Regions from separate parts of the Mus musculus genome. Here region 1 is linked to region 2. The links are chromatin loops, found by intact Hi-C in ENCODE. Cell type or tissue: left cerebral cortex. All regions are shown on one strand. Links, peaks and the distances in the headings refer to the core of each region. The heading gives the core; the rest is flanking DNA.

What was found. Peaks named below come from ENCODE experiments on the same cell type or tissue, not always from the same donor. Only the 100,000 strongest peaks of a DNase experiment are listed, where the experiment ranks them.
Region 1: it touches region 2 in a loop (4-fold over the local background); 14 of 42 quality-filtered maps call a loop at or near these places.

The regions. Positions count from the first base shown.
Region 1 is chr16:91,220,485-91,230,424 of GRCm38, reverse strand. Olig2 (oligodendrocyte transcription factor 2) reads right to left here and starts at 4,875. Exons shown (of 2, transcript NM_016967.2): 1 at 4,772-4,875; 2 at 1,748-4,080. The coding sequence starts at 4,025. The coding sequence ends at 3,054. It overlaps Gm52261 (a long non-coding RNA gene), which reads left to right. Exons shown (of 2, transcript XR_003951962.1): 2 at 1-1,846. In left cerebral cortex, for the core only: a CTCF peak has its summit at 5,527 (motif pointing left); DNase peaks (open chromatin) are centred at 5,032, 5,461, 7,807, 7,963 and 2 more places; H3K4me3 peaks cover 4,837 bases; H3K27ac peaks cover 2,822 bases.
Region 2 is chr16:91,076,266-91,086,205 of GRCm38, reverse strand. It overlaps a transcript of 4932438H23Rik not described here. Among named protein-coding and RNA genes, the nearest start is that of 4932438H23Rik, 12 kb to the right of the region's middle. In left cerebral cortex, for the core only: a CTCF peak has its summit at 4,540 (motif pointing left); DNase peaks (open chromatin) are centred at 2,749 and 4,537.

The sequences.
Region 1 (9,940 bases), core at 1,318-9,317, 140 kb before region 2:
CCTCAGCAGCCTAGAGCTACCCTGGGAGAGGAGCTATCAGTGGTGGTTGGAGGTCTGTCATGCTTCCTGGTGAGCACTTCCCCCCAAGGCCAGGGAAGCTGGGAGCCCAGGGCTTTGAACAGCTGAGGCTAATGTCTCAGGGGAGGGTCCAGAGCCTGGCTGGACTTAACTCCCTCGTTGGTGGGGCTAGGAGGTTCTTAGCATGGACCCCGCCAAGATACTTAGGAACAGAGATGGCAAAGCAGACTTGATTTCTTTCATCGGAACAATTGCCTTCTGTGCCTAAGGCCTGGGCAGAGGCTTGCAAAGCACCGCTGGGTGAACAAGCTTCAGACACTGTGCCATTCCCCATCACTGCCCTCCAGGTTCTTAGCTAAGTGCTGGGGATTTCCCACTTCCTAGCATCCCTTGGTGTGTGTCTGCATCGAGGCCTGGACTCTGTCTCAAACACCGGACTTTGATTTTCAGTGGGATTTTGGAACAAACAGAACCAGACCTGCCGAACCCTGCCTTTTCTTGAGCTTAGTCTTCTCTTTCCTTTCTCCATTCCACATCTGCCTCCTAGTCTTAAGGAGGAAACAAATGAAGGCCTTTGTGATAAGCAAAGTAGGACCCACAGCACGCTGGGCACACCAGAGCCTGAAGTTCTGGCTAGCAGACAGGCGTTACCCACTGGAGGAAGGAGCCGTTCTTGTCCCAGAGCTAGCCTATGGGTCCACAGAAGGTCTTCCTTCACTAGGGTCCAAGTAACGCGTTCCTGAACCAGCCCAGCTGGGAGGAAAGAAACAAAACAAAACAAAACAAAACAAACAACAAAAAGAACTCTCAGTTTCCAAGTCTAGGTACCGTCTGCCAGTGATCACCCAACATGTCATCTGTTAAAGGATCTGATGCCCAGCATCAGGCTGACACTTCAGAAATTGGTGACAGAGGGGCGACTGGAACTGAATCTGCTTCAAGTTTTATCCAGGAAACTGAAGCTTTAAAAATTTTCTCTTAGAATCTCTCTTGAGAGTAAAACCCTACCTTTGCACCACTGTTTAGGATTCTAAGACACTCAGTGACTGTGAAAAGACAGAAGTTGCCCCAGAAAAATCCACAGCCCCCCCCCCCCCGCAAGAGAGCCGCCTCTAAAACCAGGAAGGTTCCCAGAGCCATAGGTTCCCAGCGCCCACACTTTGCCGGTGGCGGACGGGCAGGCTGAGAAAGGATGGAAGAGACTGGTGAATCCTCATCAAACACCCCTGCAGAGCTTTGCACAAAATTCCCAGGCTTTGCCGGTACACCGGGACCCAAGAGTCGGCTCAGCTGAATCCAGTGGTGCTGTGAGGCCCAGTGAACGCTCCTGAGCTTAGAGAAAAGAAACTCTTGGCTGAAGAGGGCTTTGTTAAAGCTCCCAGAACCTCCGCAGAGGCTCGGTCCCTGGCCCTGAAGGTCCAAAGTTCGGCACTCCTGGAAAGAAAATTCATTCTTGAACTAGCTCTATTTTCACTAGAAGGGGAAAGGGAGTTTCCAATTAGGCGTGCAAAATAAAAAAGCACAAGAAAGCTGTGATACACATCCGGAGAGCGTGCTCTTTTAAAGAAAACATGTGTTGGGGGAGGGAGGGAGTAGTAAAAATCCCTTATCTTTCTCCATGGCTAAGCCAGCAAAACGAGCTACAAATCCGTCCCCAGAGGAATCGCTGTCCCTAGCGTCTCCTTGTCCCTCCCCCGTAACTCCCTCACACAAACTGAAAACACCTGCCTTGCTTTAAATTTTATTTAAAATCTCAACACTCCATCATTTGTTTCGTTTTATGCAACCAAACAAGTAATAAATATTATTTAGCACTTCTTTTTCTTTACAAAAATAAAACAGGTGATAGATACACTCTGCAGGGGCAGCGCGGAAGAGGTGGAAGGTTAGGAGGCAGGCGCAGTAAAGCCCACGTTGTAATGCAGGTCGCGCCAGGGAGCGCGCATGAAGGGGTTTGCCCCTCGTGTTAACGGTGGCAAAAGGTGTGTGTGTGGGAGGGCAACGACACAGAAAGAAAACAGCGGGCTTAGACGGAGGGGGGAGTCACGTGAACAAAGAGCTTCGCATCGCGCATTTCGTTGATATTATATTTACACACACAAGAAATTATTAAAAACCCAACAGAATACCCCCTCCCAAAAAGCTCAAACTATATTCACAGCAACTTTTTGATGTTGTTCTTTTGTCAAGCCCCCAGGTACCAAAAAACAGCGTCCCCAGTCGGGTAAGAAACCAATTGATGTGTGCTTAGAATGTGTGTTGCGTGAGTGTGTGTGTGCGTGTGTGTGGGGGGAGATCTATTTAAAAATAAGACCCAAAAAGGATTCCGTTCCATATCGGGACTTTTGGGATTATTCCATTCCACAAGTGCTATTTTAAGCGTCTGTAAAGCTTGCTCCTGTGCTCTGAAAAGGAACATTCACAGATTTGTTAGGAAACCACAAATCAACAGGAGAGACAACAGGAGGGAAGGCCACACTTCTGAGACCACAGGACCCTAAGTGCTTCTGATACCCACGCCAGCGTCTACTAACTTAGTGCCTGGCCCTGGGCCAGGGATGAACCTGCAGGGTGAGGCCCAGAGGTCGCTTCTGCAGTGCGGTTCCTGGGAGTCTCCTACCCCGCCTGAAGTGGGGGAAAGAAGTCAAGTGCAGTGCTCTGCGTCTCGTCTAAGCCCAGACAGGGAGTCAATCTTTGTACACCGGAAAGTTAGTTTTTAGACTTCCTGGGGGTGCAGGCAGGAAGTTCCAGGGATGAAAGTACCCGCGCGTTGTGGCCGTTTTGTACAATGGCGCCTCCCAGACCCTTGGAGTGTTCAGCCAAAGAGTCAACCAGGTTCTGGAACGAACGCATCTCTCCATCGCTTCAAATGCTCCCATTGCTTCGGTTCCCATATATTCGACTCCCCATAATCCCCTAGGCCCAGCCCGTGGTCCAGCTCCCCTTCTTGCAACAGAGCCCCGGAGCCCCAGCGCTGGCCTGTCCGCGCTGCTCCGCAGCCCTTGGCTCTCCAGGACGCACCCCCGCTGGCCGGCTCACTTGGCGTCGGAGGTGAGGCGCGGCAAGGTGCCGGCGCCCATAGCCGACACGTGGTGGTGCGGCGGCGGCACCTGGCACATGCTGCAGGGGCACGGCATGCCGCCCCAGTGCTGGAAGCCACCGCTGCCACCGCTGCCTCCACCCCCGCCTCCGAGAGGGGCGGCTGCGGCTGCCGACGGTGACTTGAGCAGGCCGTGCGGAGGCCGGATGGATCCGACCGAGGACAGCCCGGAGCCCGGTAGAGAGGCGCTGGACACCGCTGCGGCGGCGGCGGCTGCGGCGGCGGCGGCGGCTGCGGGAGGGAGGATGGGGTGGTGCACGGCCGGGTGGTGCGCGGCGTGCGCGGCGGCCGCGGGGTGCGCCGTGGCGGTGGGTAGAGGCGCCGAGTGTGCCAGCCCGCCACAGGCCGATGGGTGGAAGCCGGCGTGGTGACCCCCGTAGATCTCGCTCACCAGTCGCTTCATCTCCTCCAGCGAGTTGGTGAGCATGAGGATGTAGTTTCGCGCCAGCAGCAGCGTGGCGATCTTGGAGAGCTTGCGCACCGACGGCCCGTGCGCGTAAGGCATGACCTCCCGCAGGCCGTCCATGGCGATGTTGAGGTCGTGCATGCGCTTGCGTTCGCGGCTGTTGATCTTCAGGCGCAGCTGCTGCAGCTCGGGCTCAGTCATCTGCTTCTTGTCTTTCTTGGTGGAAGACGTGGCCGCCGAGGACGTGGACGAGGAGGTGCTGGAGGAAGATGACTTGAAGCCACCGCCGCCCAGTTTGTCCCCGGGATGCGCGCCTGACGCGCCCATGGCCCCTCGTAGCTCGGAGCTCAGCTCTGGCGGGCAGTCGCTCGGCGTGGACGAGGACACAGTCCCTCCTGTGAAGCCGCTGCTGCTTCCCCCCTTGCTCCGGGCGGGCAGAAAAAGATCATCGGGTTCTGGGGACGATGGGCGACTAGACACCAGGCTGGCGTCCGAGTCCATGGCCCCAGGGATGATCTAAGCTCTCGAATGATCCTTCTTTTTTCAACCTTCCGAACTTGAGGAGAGAACCAGACAGATACACAGACACAGACACACACATACACAGAGACAGACAGACAGACACACAGGGTGTGGAGAAAGAAGTGAGACAATCGCCGTCCCCGCCTGCACGGCAGCTCCAGGAACCCGCAAAGGTGGTTGGCATCTACGCCGCGGCAGTCTGGCCTTCTAGCAGCCCGGGGCATGCAAGTTATCCTAATCTCTCTCCTCCCCACTCATCCACCGGTTACTTTATTTCAGGGACTTCTGGGTGGCCCTCAATGAGGGACATTCTAGAGGTTTTATTTCTTCAGTCCGGCCTGGAATAAATGAGGACTTTTCTCTGGACCGGAGATCTGAATAGAGAAGTATTTTCTATCTGGTGCTCAGACGCATCTGCCTTTAACGCCATCTACACACGCAGCAAACGCCGGCAAGCGTGAACACACGCACTGGCAGCCCGCATTGGATTCACTTTCTAAGCGCTGGTTCTACGACCGCGCGGCTAGCTTGCGGACTCGCAACAGGAGTTATTGGAGCCTGGGATGCTGCGGTGAGTGTAGACACCCAGGCAGTCATTAGTACCTATTGGGGCGGGATCTCGGCCAGTAGGCCAGCACTGTAGGGTGCATCCTAAATCCTAGCCACTTTGGAGAAGTCGGTCTTCGGGGTTTAGGCTGGAGCAGTTAAGGGGCGGGGACACTTACTGTGAATTAGATTTGAGGTGCTCGCTGCGGAGGAGAACCTGGCTCTGGGCGCTGGTGTTGGCTCGGTCTGTAATAAGCATCCACACCTTTCGGGGTTCCGCTGGTTTTTATAGCTGGGTGGAGGCAGCAGCGACGGCGGTGGCGGTGGTCCGGGCGGGGGGCGGGAACAATGTGCTTTTCCTGGAGGGGCAGAGGCGCCAATGAGCTGGGCCGGCCCGAGGGGCTGCGAAGCTGATGTCACCCGGCTAATTCCGCTCAATGAAACCCGCCGGGCCCGGCACACGCCTCCTCTCAGCACACAGCCAATGGGCGCCCGCGGTAGAGAGATTCGCGAGGAGGGATGGGAGGAGGGACCTGGGCAGGGAGAGGAAAGGGCGAGCTGAAGAAGCGGGTGGGCTAGCGGGGCTGCTAAAGAAGTCTGGGGACCCTGGCAGAGAGGGAACGCCTGCAACTTTCAATATAAATATTGTCACTGTAGCGTCAGGCCAGGGTACGGAGTGAGACGGGGAATCTGCAAACTCGTCCGATGGCCAACCAGTTCTATGGCTGAGAATGAACACCGAGGTTGCTTGCCACACCTGGAGTTTTTGCTAGCCCTCCCGCCTCCTCCTGTTTCCCGCTGCCGACCTATCGAGTGATTTTCATCAAACTGTGACCATTTGTGGTTGCATAAGAAAACACTAGCGGCGCAGAAGGCCCCCACTCCCTTAGCTCCTTTCTACTTAGTGGCAGTTGCTGCAGCTTTGGGGACAGGCGGTAGCGCCCCCAGGTGGGGGCATGGCCTTGGAGAGCACGGGGCGGGCAAGGAAGCAGAGAAAGGTTCTTAGCACTCTGGGAAGAAATCGCAATTCATTATAAAGTTTAGATTGTGTAGAAGCTCCGGAGAGCTATTTTCAATACAGTCAAAGCGCCAACGCATCGATGGTTAACGACTTCCACCTCATTCATTTTCAGGGAAACCCAGCCACTGAACTTCCAACATCTTGGTGCCCAAGCCTTGGAGTAGAGGCAACATTATTTGCAAAGAATTATCGGAGGCTCTCCGCTGTGGATGGGAGTTGATACTTGAAACACACTCCTAGCTGCCTTGGGACGTCTTTTATAGGTAGCAGCCTCTCTCTCTCTCTCTCTCTCTCTCTCTCTCTCTCTCTCTCTCTCACACACACACACACACACACACACACACACACACACATACAAAGCTGAGAAACTGGATCTGGGTGAATTGCCTGGGGAAGTCTAGAGATAACTATACACTCACCCATTTTATGGAAGTGAAAACCTAGGAATTGATTTCAGCAAGCCTCCAGGAGAAAATACGGCCAGGCCCATACAGGTGACCCTGCCTACCGTGGATGGATGCGAGCAATTGGCAGTGCCCAAGCATGGGGGCAGTAGGTTGTATCCCCACCCCCAACTGTTTCTCACATCCGGACATTTCCAGCTCAAATGCGTTTTGTTTGTTTGTTGGGATATTTATTTTTTACAGATCTCGGGTGCTACCTCTCCTCCACCCCCCAAACATAAGCGCCAATTCCTTCTCACGGAGTTTTAACGGTCTTTTCTCGTTACTTCTCATTGCTTGGTATTTGAATTCGCATATGTAGTTTTAACAAGCAAGCAGACAAACAGTAATTGGTCTTCTTGTAGCAAAGTCAGAACAGGCATGAAAACTCAGGCGATTGCTCCTCATTTCGTGCTAAGTTCTCCCCCGCCCCCCCCCCTGGGGTCCACCCTCGAGTGTCAGTGGGCTGGCGCGTTTGCCCCTCATCTCGTGCCTTCTGAAGCATTGTTTTCCGACCCGCGTGTTTCCCAGCTGGCTCTGCAGCCATCCGTTAAATATGTATTTAAAACATGAAGAATTGAAGCGTGGTGATAATGTCGCCCAACGGTTATGAGGATGACCCATAACCGTTCAATTAGCAGAATCTGTCACACGGGGCTTGTGGTGGGGATTAGGAGCTTGGGCATGTGAGGACCACTCTTGGGCCTTCGTTGGCAAACCGCAGAGAGGGCGTACGTGGGGGTGAGCTCTGTGGGGCCACCAGCTGGGATGTGGATCTCCAAAGTCCCTAACAAACCTCAGGCGGTACAATATGCGGGAGATAGGTTGCAGCCACCCAGGCTAGTGTGACTGCCCGGAGCATCCGAGCGCCCAGGTTCCTTCTTTTGTTGCGTTCTACTGGTTTGTCTCTTCTGCGTCCGGAAGTCTGCGGGAGAACTGCCTGACATTCTGTACACTTGGTCCAGTAGCTGGAGTTGGAGACCCGGACGAAAGTTGGGGAAACCTTTCTACAGCGGCGAGCCTGGAAAAGGAGCCGGAAGGCAAGAGCGCAGCGCTAGCTGGCTCTGCGTCCCCCACCCCCACCCCCAGCCTTTCCACTTCCCCTAGCCCTGTGGCTAGCGTAGCAGCCTGGTTAGCTAACTAGCTTGTCCCAGCAGTTCCAGGCATCTGGTGGTCCTCACTCTCTAAGTCGGAAGCTTTGACGGGCAGCTCCCAACTGTCTCCTTCTCCTCTCAGCTGCCTTCTCTTCGTCTGAGAGCTGCTTGCCGCCTGAGGGCCATCTGTGTCCCTTGGTCTCTGGCTCTGAGGCAAGTCAGAGGCTGGACACAATTCCGTGCGTCTCCTTTACTCCTCCCACCCCATCGGAAACTAGTCGGGGTTAGCCCCCGCTTGTCCTTCTTGGTCCGAGAGATACTTTTCGCCGGTGTCAGGATCTAGCTCCTGCCTGTGTGTCCTGGGTGGGCCCTAGAGACGCGTTTCCAACCAACACACGCAGCTGGACCAATATGCCTTCCCTGGGAATGGAGAGTTCACTTGCCTAGGCTAATCGGCAGGCCGGGCTCCGGGAGTTCCTGGCTTGCCTAGGCGTCCTGAGCTGTTGGCCTCCTCCTTCAAAACGGAAGACGTGTTTTTCCCTCTCCTTTGTGTTGCCTTTGCACAAAAGGCCGGGTGCGTGTAAGGGCCGGCCTTTGCTCCGCAGCCTGGCGGCCCAGGAGGAGCCAGTGCCAAACCGGCTGGGGCGACTCTCGCGGGGCTCCAGGGCGCAGACCTCCCACCGATTCCCTGGTTCCCTATTTGGTCCTGGCTCTCCCCCTTCCTTTCCCTTCCTTCCTTCCTTCCTTCCTTCCTTCCTTCCTACTAGCATTCAGGCAGCGATTCTGCCTGGCTGCCAAGAAGAGCGGTGTCCTTGCGCAGAATCCTCCCGGGGTGGCGGTGGCAGGCAAGGCTTCTGGCACCGGAGAGTGGGGGTGAGGACTGGAGGTCCGGAAGCCAGAAGGACTGTAGAATGGCAGCTTTGGAGCTCAACCGTGTGCGGTAAGACACTCCAGGAGTCAGAACCCGGCGGAGCTTGGCAAAACTCAGCGTGAAGCCCCAGCCGGACCTCGCCAGGGTTTTGTACGTCTGCCTGCCTGGCTGGCAGGTGGCGTGCATGCGCGCGGTGAATGTTTCCAAAGGCCTTCTCAAGCAATTGTGCAAGGACTAGTAACAGTAAAACAGTGCATCTGTGGGCAAGGATCTATTGGTGTATTCAATAAACAGGTCATTTCTGTACTCCGAATTGTGGGGTGTGAGTGAGCCTTTAGAATGGCAGAGCTGGTGATTGCTTCAAGGTTATCTGAGCTGCGCCCCCCAACACCCCGCCCCCTCCCCCGCACGCGTTCAGCCGGTTTTGACTGGCTCTTTCAGTTACTCTCTAGCTGGCCCTAAAGAGAAGCATCGCTCCCATTTTACAAAGAGAAAACTAAGTCTTGGAGAGACGTGAGCTACTTTCCCAGGTCCCAGCCACCTGCTCTTAATGATCCTGGCCACTGAAATGCATCTCTGTCCTGATCCAAGTTCTTGGTGGGATGACATCCGGGTAGCACTGGACAAGGATGGAAATGAACTTCTGTTGGGCTCAGCACACAAACTGGTTGCCCAGTTCCCCTCTTTGGCGTTGGCATTGAAGGGTCATTGTTCCCATTTTACAGATACCACTGATTAGAAGTCAATGTTGGGGTTGGGTTCCAAGTCCTCCACAGCTTTGTTCTAAACTTCCATTCTCTTCCCTGCTTTTGCCAGGTGTCCAGGAGTTACTTGGCCTCTGCTTCTTTGACCAAAGTCAGGAATGGTTCACTGCTCCGGAGCTAATCTCCTGCCTCCTCAGAATTATTCCAGTGTGTGCGATGTGGAGGTTTAGGTGGGGGAGTCCAGGCTTCCAAGCACTTATGGGAAGCATCCCCCTCCTTTGACAAGTCCTGTGTGCCCTTTTAGTTGTAAAGTGGATTTAGCCAGTGCAGACTGGATTCTAGAGAAGCAACTAGTTTCTGGGAGCAGAGGAGACCCACCCAGGCTAACAAGAGGTGATAATTCCCTCTATTGGGTTTCGTGAATAAGAGGCACTTGTACTATTTCCAGCACCTCCCTGGTAGGGTAGACCCAGGAGCACCCCACATACTGAGGAAGTGGAGCCCATTACCACTGCTTGCCACTCTTCTCTGGCGAGGTGGGGGGTTGGGGGGTGTGGACAAAACCGCAGCAACTGTTGCACCCAGCTGCGGGCTGCAAGTTGCATTTCAGCCCGAGGGGCCCTGACCTCCCTTGCTTCTCCCCCTTTCCACGGACCCATTCTCAGGAGTAGAATGTTCAAGGCTCTTTTCTCACCTTTGTACACAGACTCCTCCTATCCCTTTGTGGTCACCCCACCCCCACCCCACCTTCCTCTGGGGCCCAGCCCTTCCCCCACCCTGAGCTTCAGGTCACCCAGCACTCCCACACTCTCGCCCCTTCTTCCTTTTCCGAGCTCCTTCCGCAGGCTGGAGCTCACTGAGCCCCGCATTCCCGGGATAGAGGTGAGTCAGTACCACTAAGTGGGGGTTAGTGGTGCGATGGCCACACTGAGTTTTATGCACGCGCCACATAGACAACAGCGTTAACTAGGTTTCCCCCATCTAGTTAACCTAGTTCCCAAGAGATTTAATGAGGTCTAAGGTTGCCCCTCGGATCACGGGGTGGGAGGTGGGGGGGGGGGCGCGAAGCTGGGAGTTGCAGCATCTCCCCTTAAGGCAAGTGAAGACCTCGTCAGACCTGAGCTCAACTACCAGGCTCTCCCAAGGCGAAGTGAGCCACCTGCTGTTTCCTCGGAGCCCTGGTCCGGGGAAGCAGAGATGGGTTCAGGCTGCTGC
Region 2 (9,940 bases), core at 562-8,561:
GGATTTTTTTGTTTTATTTTATATGCATCTATGTGTGTCTGCATACTATGCGCAGTGCAGGTCCCCCAGAAGTCAAAGAGAGTGTCAGATCCTCTGTGATTAAAGTTATGAGCAGTTGTGAGCTGGCATGAGGATTCTAGGAACCAAACCCAAATCCTCTGCATGAGTTGCAGGCAGCCCTCCACCTCCAAGCTCAGGTTTCCAAAAGATGCCTTTGAATCCTTACTTATCTCTGTGCGATGAGATGCGCTCTCCGCATCTTACAAAGAGGAAACAACAGTGAAGGAATTTGGAATATGTTTACAGTCCCGGTTTTAAATCTTATTTCCCCTTGCCCCCTTCCCCACGCCCCGAGTTTTGCGCTCTCTCTCTCGCTCTCTCTCTCTCTCTCCCTCTCTCTCTCTCTCTCTCTCTCTCTCTCTGGTATTTCTCAAATCCTCTGCAGCACAAGAGCCCTGCCGTTTCTCAGTCTGATTCTGAGGCACGTCGAGGCCAGTTGGTTCCGCTAGTTGCTTCATTAGCAGAGCAAGCTACAGTGTGCACATCACCCTGTTCGAGCGTGATTAGCTTCCAGTAAACAGGTAAACAGGACAGGGAAGGATTTCGACATGTTTGCACCAGGACGAGGATACGAGGACAGCTTTAAAGCAGACTCATACATTTCCAGCTACCGCCAGGAGAGCATGTGCGGAGACAGGAGAGGCCAGCCCCGAAGCCTACCAGGAGCAGTGAGACGCTAAGAAACATGTGGCGCACTTGGAAGCAACTGATTGTTTACAATCCAAACATCTTTCCTCATACTTCAAGCACCATCGTATCACATAGAAAATAACAACAGCCTGTCAAGAGGAAGCTGGGCTGAGCATGGGCATGCCACTCTGCAGTCTGCAGGGTGGGCGTGTGGGGCTGGTTGCTGGGGCTCTGTGGGGGGTGGGAGGGAAAGGTGGGAGCGCCTGTGTGTAATTGCAGCCATATTGATTTCATTGGGGCATAATGCCACACTGGCAACAAAGCTCAAACACGAGAGCGCCCCCGAGCCCTCTAGGGAGAAATCAGAGCCCGAAGGGCAATCTCTCTTGCCAGCATCGGGCTCTGCCAGGTTCGCTCAGATCATTTGGCATGGAGCCCTTTCTACCCATCTGCCAAGAGGGGACTTGGCTTTCCGGTCCAGCTCTAGAGCTGTGAAGGCGCTGAAGAACATGCAATAGGTAAACGAGGTGATAATTTGCCTCGCTGCTAGACCCATCTCCCCTACTCCTGACAGATCTTTGATCGGGTATGCACGTGCCTAAATACCTTCCTGTCTGACTACCTGTCCTTCTGTTAGCCAGTCAAGCCTTTTCTCTTACATAAGCTCTGGCTGCCTGCAGTTATGGCTCAACCGCAAAATCATGGGGACAGGGATGGGACGTAGCTACTCACTCACTCTTAAACCAAGTCTAACCGCATCCCCAGGGCCCTCCAGGAGTTAGTGCCAAGCCCTTTGGCCTTCAGTTTTTGTCCCTGAGGCTTAGGTTCAGGACTGGGACTGCTGGGGTTTGCCTGGTGGGTACTGGGGAGCACCAGACCCCAGATCCATCTCCTGGGGCAGTGGCCCCTCCTTGCTGTGAACTAAAACCAGTTGCTTCTCTAGGATTTCCTAACTGGTACAGCTAAGGCACAGAGAGGAAATGGGAAAATTCGAAGCGACCACAAGCATGCAGCAGACGGAGGGACTTCTCGTTCCTTCTGAGTAACTGCAGCTCTCACAGAGCTGGAGTGGAAATGGCTTTTCAGAGGGATGTGCCTGGAACTGCCCACACCATAGCCTCTCCTAGAACACGGCCATCATTTCCCCCACAGTCTTCGTGCTCCTGACCACCCATCCTTGTTTATTTAACTTCTTAATTATTAGCTTCACCTTCTGTACCCATCCGTCCCAATTACAAAGTCCTCTTATTTATGTGAATTGATGGGGACCCTCCTGAGGACCCCAAATGTCATTTTCTGTTAAAAATCTGGTGAGGAAAAAAATTACAAAATATTCATGCAATTAATTATCTTTTGGTTGATAAAAATCACGTTTTAACATATAGCGATGGGCTAGAGAGATGGTTCAGAGGTTAAGAGCACTGGCTGCTCTTCCAGAGGTCCTAAGTTCAATTCTCAGCAACCACATGGTGGCTCACAACCATCTGTAATGGGATCTGATGCCCTCTTCTGGTATGTCTGAAGACAACAACAGTATGTTTGTGTGTGTGTGTGTGTGTGTGTGTGTGTGTGTGTGTGTAACCAATCCTTTTTAAAAAGCTATGTCGCACGACCCCACATAGTTCAATTTTTAAAAAGCATTACTCCCAAATCAGACCATTTCTGGGTTGTGACGTCCTCTTCGGTAGTGACATTGCACGTGGTTGTGTTTGGATGTTGTTTACTGCTGTGTAGTTTCTGAGATGAGGACTCACTACATCGTACACATGGACCTCAAGCTCATGCCCCCCCCCCCCGCCTCTGCCTGTCAAGGGGCTGGGTTTGTAGGCATGCAGCACTGTGCCCAGACTGACTTCTTAGATTATTATTTAACACACTCCCTTGTTCTGGCCAGAGGTTGATGTCAGAACGTCTTCCCTTATTTGCATCTCCACATCATCTTTTGAAAGAGGTCTTTTCACTGAACCCAAAGCAGTGTGCTGACTTGAGACCCAGCAGGGCCCTCCCGCCTCTGCCCCTCAGTACTGGCTCCGGCTGTTATGCCAGCTTTTAGGTGGGTGCTGGGAGTCTGAATTCAAGTCCTCCTTCCTACACAGTAACCAATTCATCCACAGAGGCATCTCTCCAGCCCCCATGTTCTCTTGGCTTTATTTCTTCATATTTTCCAAATTCTGTGAGAACAAATGAGTTCATAGTAGGGGGAAGTGTTTGATTGATAGGATGACAACAGAAAAACTAATATCTGTGGGGCTTTTTTTTTTTTCTCTCTGTGGTGCTGGGGATCTCGAACCTCAGGTCTTGTGAATGCTAAACAGGGTTTTATCATGGAGCCACACCTCCAAGGCATTTCCTATGTGCTTGGCATTGTAGCAGACACATAGGAGATGTGAGCTCCCTATGGCTATGAGGTAGGGGTTTATTACTGTACTTCTGCTGTACAGATAAAAGAAGCATGCTCTTGGGCAGCTGAGGCAGGAGGATCAGGAATTTGAAGCCAGCCTGGGCTACACAGGCAGACTTTGTGATATAAAGCAAGCAAAAGAACCAAGTTCGAGATACAGAGAAACCCTGTCTCCAAAAAAAAAAAAACAAAAAAACAAAAAAACAAAAAAAAACAAAACCAAGTTCAATGTTAGAGACAGAAATCAAACCAGGCAGTTTCACTCCAGGGCTTACTGATTTGAATACAGTTATTGATGAAGCAGAAATGTTCCTGATAACTAACTAATAATTATGACTAATTTTTCATACTGAGAAAAAAATAGTGCTAAAATGTTAGTTAGTAGTTGTATCTGGGACATGGAATTGGAAGTTATATTTTTCATACTTTTCCAATAACCGTAGATTATCAGAGTAATAAATGAAAATAATGAAACAGACAACAATGTTATGGATTAATTCAGAAAACTAACAACCACATGAAACAGTTTCACTTTTTTTTTTGGTTTTTTGAGACAGGGTTTCTCTGTGTAGCCCTGGCTGTCCTGGAACTCACTTTGTAGACCAGGCTGGCCTCGAACTCAGAAATCTGCCTGCTTCTGCCTCCCGAATGCTGGGGTTAAAGGTGTTTGCCAACACGCCCAGCCTAACATTTTCACTTCTAAATGCCATTTTTGTTGTGATAGGATGATTATACATTGGCTGGCTGTGGTGGCAGGCGCCTGTAGTTCCAACACTTGGAAGCAGAGGTGGGCAGATCTCTAGGTTTCAGGCCAGCCTGGTGGTCTATATGGTGACAGCCAGTGTCACACAGTGAGACCACCTATGTATGTATGTGTGTATATGTATATGTATACACACACATACACAGCAAGATCCCAGCACTCTTCGGAAAGTAGTGCTGTCTCCATAGATTCTGAGTGATGAAGGTGGCCTTGCCAAAGGGATGCTGTGCAAAACTCGATTCTTCCTCTCCTCCATTTGTGTGTTTAAAGGAGAGGCTAGATGGCAGTAAGACCACTGAGAGGTGAACAGTGAGTCCTCACTAAATCTCTCTCAAACCTGCAACAACGATGCATGTCCATCACATTCCAGACTGTTCAAGGTGAATGCATGAAGAAAGAAGGAATGAAAGCACCACTTTCTTTCCTTCTTAGGAAGTTAGAAGGCACCTTCCCTCCGAAGGGCACCTGCTCCCAGGAACGTTCACTGAGTTACTCTCGTTTAAAATTTTATCCTCTACTTATGGCCACTCTCAGCTTCCCTAGTTGTATCTCAGTCACGAGGCTCGGGGACCAACACAGTTTCTCATTTGGCTTCTTGGGTGGAAGCATCTGTCAGGTGCCCTGCATCTCTTTCTAGAGAGCCTGCCTGCCATTTTGCCAGGGAGCCTGCACGGGCAGGTTTGGTTCGCAGAGAAATACTGCCATCTAGTGGGAGAAAGCAGCACTTCGACTACTTCTATTCTCGAGGCTGATATCTCTCTCTCTCTCTCTCTCTCTCTCTCTCTCTCTCTCTCTCTCTCTCTCTCTCTCTCTCTCTCTCTCGCTTGCTCTCTCTCTCGCGCTCTCTCTCTCTGAATTACATTTGGGCTTTTCTAGGAAAGGCATATCTTCTTTCTACTTCAAAGCTTTCATCTCAATGAACCTAAGAAATTGTAACTGGACTAATCTCCTATGAGAATTTTTTAAAACCTAAGCTAGGCAGAGAAGCCAGTCTCCTTTTGATTGCCTTAGGACCAAGATGTAGAACTCTTGGCTCCTCCAGCATCATGTCTGCCTGCACACTGCCAGGCTTCCTGCCATGATGATAATGGACTGAACCTCCAAACCTGTAAGCCAGCCTCAATTAAATGTTGTCCCTTATAAGAGTTGCCTTGGTCATGGTGTCTCTTCACAGCAATAAAACCCCAACTAAGACAGAAGTTGGTACCAGGGACTGGGGTATTGCGTGACAGGCCAACTGTTTATTGGAGGAAATGTGCATTTGGGGACTTTGGAAAGCAGTGGAATGCTTTAACTGGGCGTCTTCATTAGGGCTTCACTGTGAAAAGACACCATGGCCAAGGCAACTCTTAGGCAACATGTAATTGGGACTGGCTTACAGGTTCAGAGGGTCAATCCGTTATCATCAAGGCAGGAGCATGGCAGCGTCTAGGCAGGCATGGTGCAGGAGCTGAGAGTTCTACATCTTGTTCCAAAAGCAAACAGGAGAAGACTGGCTCTCACGTGGCTAGGAGAAGGGTCTCAAAGCTCACCCCCCAACACACACATACACACACACACACACACACACACACAATGACACACTTCCTTCAACAAGGCCACACCCACTCCAACAAGGCCACACCTCCTAATAGTGCCACTCCCTGGGCCAAGCATATTCATACCACCCATTCCACTCCCTAACCCCCATAGGCTTGTTAAAATACACGACTCTATGGGGCCATACCTAAACATTCCATAGTGCAAAGTACATTTAGTCCAACTTCAAAAGTCCCTACAGTCTATAGTGGTCTCAACAATGCTAAAAGTCCAAAGTTCAAATCTGTCCTGAGAGTCAATCACTTAACTGTAATCCCCTATAAAGTCAAAATCAAACGGCAAATCACATACCTCCAACATCATTCAGGATATACATTGCCATTCCAAAACATCATAGTGAGGAAATACTGGACCAATCAAGACCAAACAAAACAGCCTGGCAAACTCCAGTTCTGCCTCTCCCTGTCTGATGTCAAAGCGGCCTTCACATCTCCAACTTCTTTTTCATCTGTGTTGACTGCAGCACACTTCTTTCCCTTGGGCTGTTTCCACTCGCTGTTAGCAGCTTTCCTCAGCAGGTAGCCAGCTCATCAGGCTCTGGCATCTTGAACATCTTGGGGTCTCCGAGGCAACTTCAACTTTACAGCTTCTTGTTCCAGTGTCTGGGATCCACACATGATCTTCTGGGTTCCTCCAAAGGGCCTGCTTCACTTCTCCAGCCCTGCCCTCTGTAGCCTTCTAGGCTCTGGTTGACTCCACTCCATTGTCGCTGCTGTTCTTAGTGATCATCCCATGACACTAGCATTGCCAATATGCTGGGGTCTTCCACTGAAACTAGGCTTCACCAATAGGCTCTCTTCATGGTGCCAAGACTCAACTCCTTTGCATGACCCCTTCAGTCCTGGGCTGTCAACTGCAACTGAGGCTGCACCCTCACCAATGGCCTTCCATAGCCTCTTACAGTGCCGAGCCTCAGCTGCTCTGCGTGACCCCTTCATGCCTTCTAAACCAGCACCACCTGGGTGACTCTTACACATGACCAAGTCCAGCCGCAGCATGAGATACAACCTTGGCCATCTCTGGATCACAGTTTCTCTGTGCTCTCAGAACGCACTTCCCAGAAGACTTCACCTCAGTGGTTTCTTCTTAATCACCGACAATTTCTTAGGTCCAGCTAACCAGCATCAATTGTCCTGACTTTTGTATTTAATCTAAAGCCAGAGCTATGCAGCTGAAGCTGCCGAGTCCTGCTGCGTGCTAGGATGGGAGCATGTCCCCCTTGTTCTATTACACTGTCACTAGCTTTCTGTTTTCCAACTCCTTCACTGCCTTAGCTTGGCTGTCCTGGAACTTGGCCTTGACTTCAGAGATCTGCACTGCTTCGTGTCCTGATTAAAGGTGTGTACCACCAGGCCTGGATTTTAAGCTTTTTCTTCACCTAGGGCTTGCTCTGTTGCAGGGTGGCCTTGATCTCAGAGATCTGCTTGGCGTTGTCTCCTGAATGCTGGGATTAAAGGTGTGTACCACCTCGCCTGGGCCTAAGCTTCTGTTGTCTACTGTTCCTCAAGATCTGGATTCACAGGGATGCCCTCTATTCTTCTGAATTGTAGTTCATTCCAGATTAAAAATCCAAACTCTTCCTTGTTCAACTGCAAATACAAACAATAAGCTTAGCTGGGTGGGCTCTTGCTCTGAGATCACTGCTCCCTAACTCTCTTCTTCTCCTTGAACACAGCTCTACTTCCGTGTGCCCCATTATTATTACTTGAACAATACATTTTGTATTTTTTCTTTATAAGCTTGCTATGCTGGGTCAGAATGCTCTTTGTGAGACTAAACCATAGAACAAAGTCTCTTCTGGGCTTCTCTGAGACTTCCTTTGTCAATGCAATTAATATAAATCTCTTTACCTTAGCCTCAGGTAGACTCTTAAGACAAGGGCAAAAAGCAGCCATATTCTTCACCAAAATACCACAAAAACAGACTCTAGAATTTCAAACTGAAACTCTTCTCTTCTGAAACCTCTTGGGCCAGGTCTGTACAGTTCAAACCACCCTCAGAACCAGTGTCTTCCATATTCCTACTAGGATGGCTCGTTAAGCATACCTAAATCATAATTAGCTACAAAAAGATTAAAAATAAAATACAAAAAATCAAACTTTAAAACTGTGTTGGAAAATATAAAATCCATCTGTCAAACTTCACAGAATGGAAGGACACGGTGGCCGCACAACCTGGGTCCAACCTCGGCTACACAGCTGATTCGCTTCGTGAATTTGAACCAATTACTATCAGTTCTTTGGTTTCCAGTGCTAGAAATTAAAAATAATAATGGTAGGTGTCATGGCTAGTTTTCTATCAACTTGACACAAGCTAGAGCCATCTTAAAAGGAGGGAACTTCAATTGAGAAAAATGCCTCCATACGATCCAGCTGTAGGGCTTTATCTTAATGAAGGGGGAGGGCCCAGACCATTGTGGGCAGAGCCATCCCTGGGCTGGTGGTCCTGAGTTCTATAAAAAAGCAAGCTGAGCAAGCCAGTAAGCAACACCCCTTAATGGCCTCTGCAGCAGCTCCTGCCCCCAGGTTCCTGCTCTCTTTGAGTCCTGTCCTGACTTTCTTCAGTGATGGACAGCAATGTGAAAGTGTAAACTGAATAAACCCTTTCCTCCCCTGAAAGACCCCCGAAGGGAGACCCTCACTCAGACACTCAAGTCCCGGGACAGCCGCGTACCCAAGAAGACACTGAGACCATACATAAAATGTAGAAGGCAAGATTTAATAAAGTAGCAACATGAAAGCACACAGACCAGAGCTCTGGGGTCGAAATAAAGCAGCAACATGAAAGCACAGAGCTCTGGGGTCGAAACTCATACACCTAGTGGCACCTAGTGGTGTAGAGGAGAATCGACGACCAGCCAAAATTTTTCACAGGCTTATATAGTAAAACTCAAAGTGGGGAGAACTGGGCAGGGAAAGTACAAGTTTACATCACTATGGAGTTCTGCCAAAGGAATCTACGTAACTAAGGAGTCATGTCCTATCAAGGAATCTACGTAACTAAGGAGTCATGTCCTATCATTTGGCAATGTACCCGGTTCATTTTGAGGTTGTTCCAGGAGGCCTTTATCTCAAAAATGTTCTTGGAACAGTTTTTTCGAACTTTAGGGTGAGGAGTTTTGGGGTGAAAAGTTTAGGAGTGTTCCGAGAACAACCTCTAGATGGGAGGGGTCGGGGCTCTGGGGTGAAGAAGAGTTCAGTAAAAATTTTTATTCTTCACCCCAACTTGCTTTTTGGTTGTGGTGTTTCATCATAGTGATAAAAACCCTAAGACAACAAGTATTTGAGAGAAATTCACAAACAGCATACGTGAAGTGCTTAAATTCGTACCCGACTCTTAGCAAGTCCTGTGGGGTTCTGTCATTTCATCAGTAAGAGAAGCTGACCTGTGATAGTAAGTCTACCCTGGCTGCAGTGGGTGGGGATCCTTAGGGTGGTGGACATTGTCTAAAACGTTCAATAATTCTAGGAACCAAGGGGAGAAAATGATGTCCCACGTTAGAGGATGCAGAGAAGAAAAACATCAGAGAAAATATAACTGACAAGTTAAGGGTCCACATTCCCTTCTATCAGAACTCAAGCTGGGCACGTGGTGTGTGCCTTTACTCCGACACTCAGGATTCAGAGGCAGGGCAGGCAGATCTCTGTGTGTTTGAAGCCAGTTGAGATTACCTAGAGAGACCCTATCTCAAAAACAAAAGTAAAAATCACCCATCTGCAACTAATGGGTGATTTAGTTTAATCATTTTATCTATGTATGCATATTCTACTAACTCCTAAGTCTCCACCGACAGTGTATAGGACTGGGTTCTTGTCTCTGCTTTCATAAGCAGAGATGTACGTTGCTTTGTGGGTAGCCAGGAAATACCAGTTGATCAGGGAGAAGGCGGGGTCTCATGGTATACCCCTGGCGGACCTAGGACTCACTAAGTAGACCAGGGTGGCCTTGAACTCACTAAGATCTACATGCCTTTGCCTCGTGAGCCCACACACCAGGCCCACGCTTGCCTTTATACACAGGCACAGGGTATCAAACTCAGATTCTCCTGCGTGTATAACTCTCACCAGAGCTGCCTCCCTGCCTCCCGGCCTCCCGGCTCCTTGACTGGTCATTCGTCTTTCATGAGTTTTCATGGACGTTGTAGTTTTTGAAATTTCGTGCTTTAATTCCATAGTACTTTGTCTTCGTATTTTCCTGAGTGACAGCAGCTTGGGGTTGTTGCTCCTCTTCCATAGCAGATGACACTTCTGCGGAGGCATCTTCTTTTACAAGGAGGATGTGGTTTCCTCGGCAGTTTTGCCACCTGATGGCGCTCTTTCCTCAACAGGACATCAACTTCCTCTTGACTTTACCAGCCAGTTCCAAAAGGTTGCAGCAGCTCCTGCTTTTGCAACTGCCATTTCACATGTGGAAGGGTCAGGGTGTCTGGGTCCTGTGGATGCTGACCCTGGATCCCACCTCCAGTGAGTCACTGAACAACAGTGCTG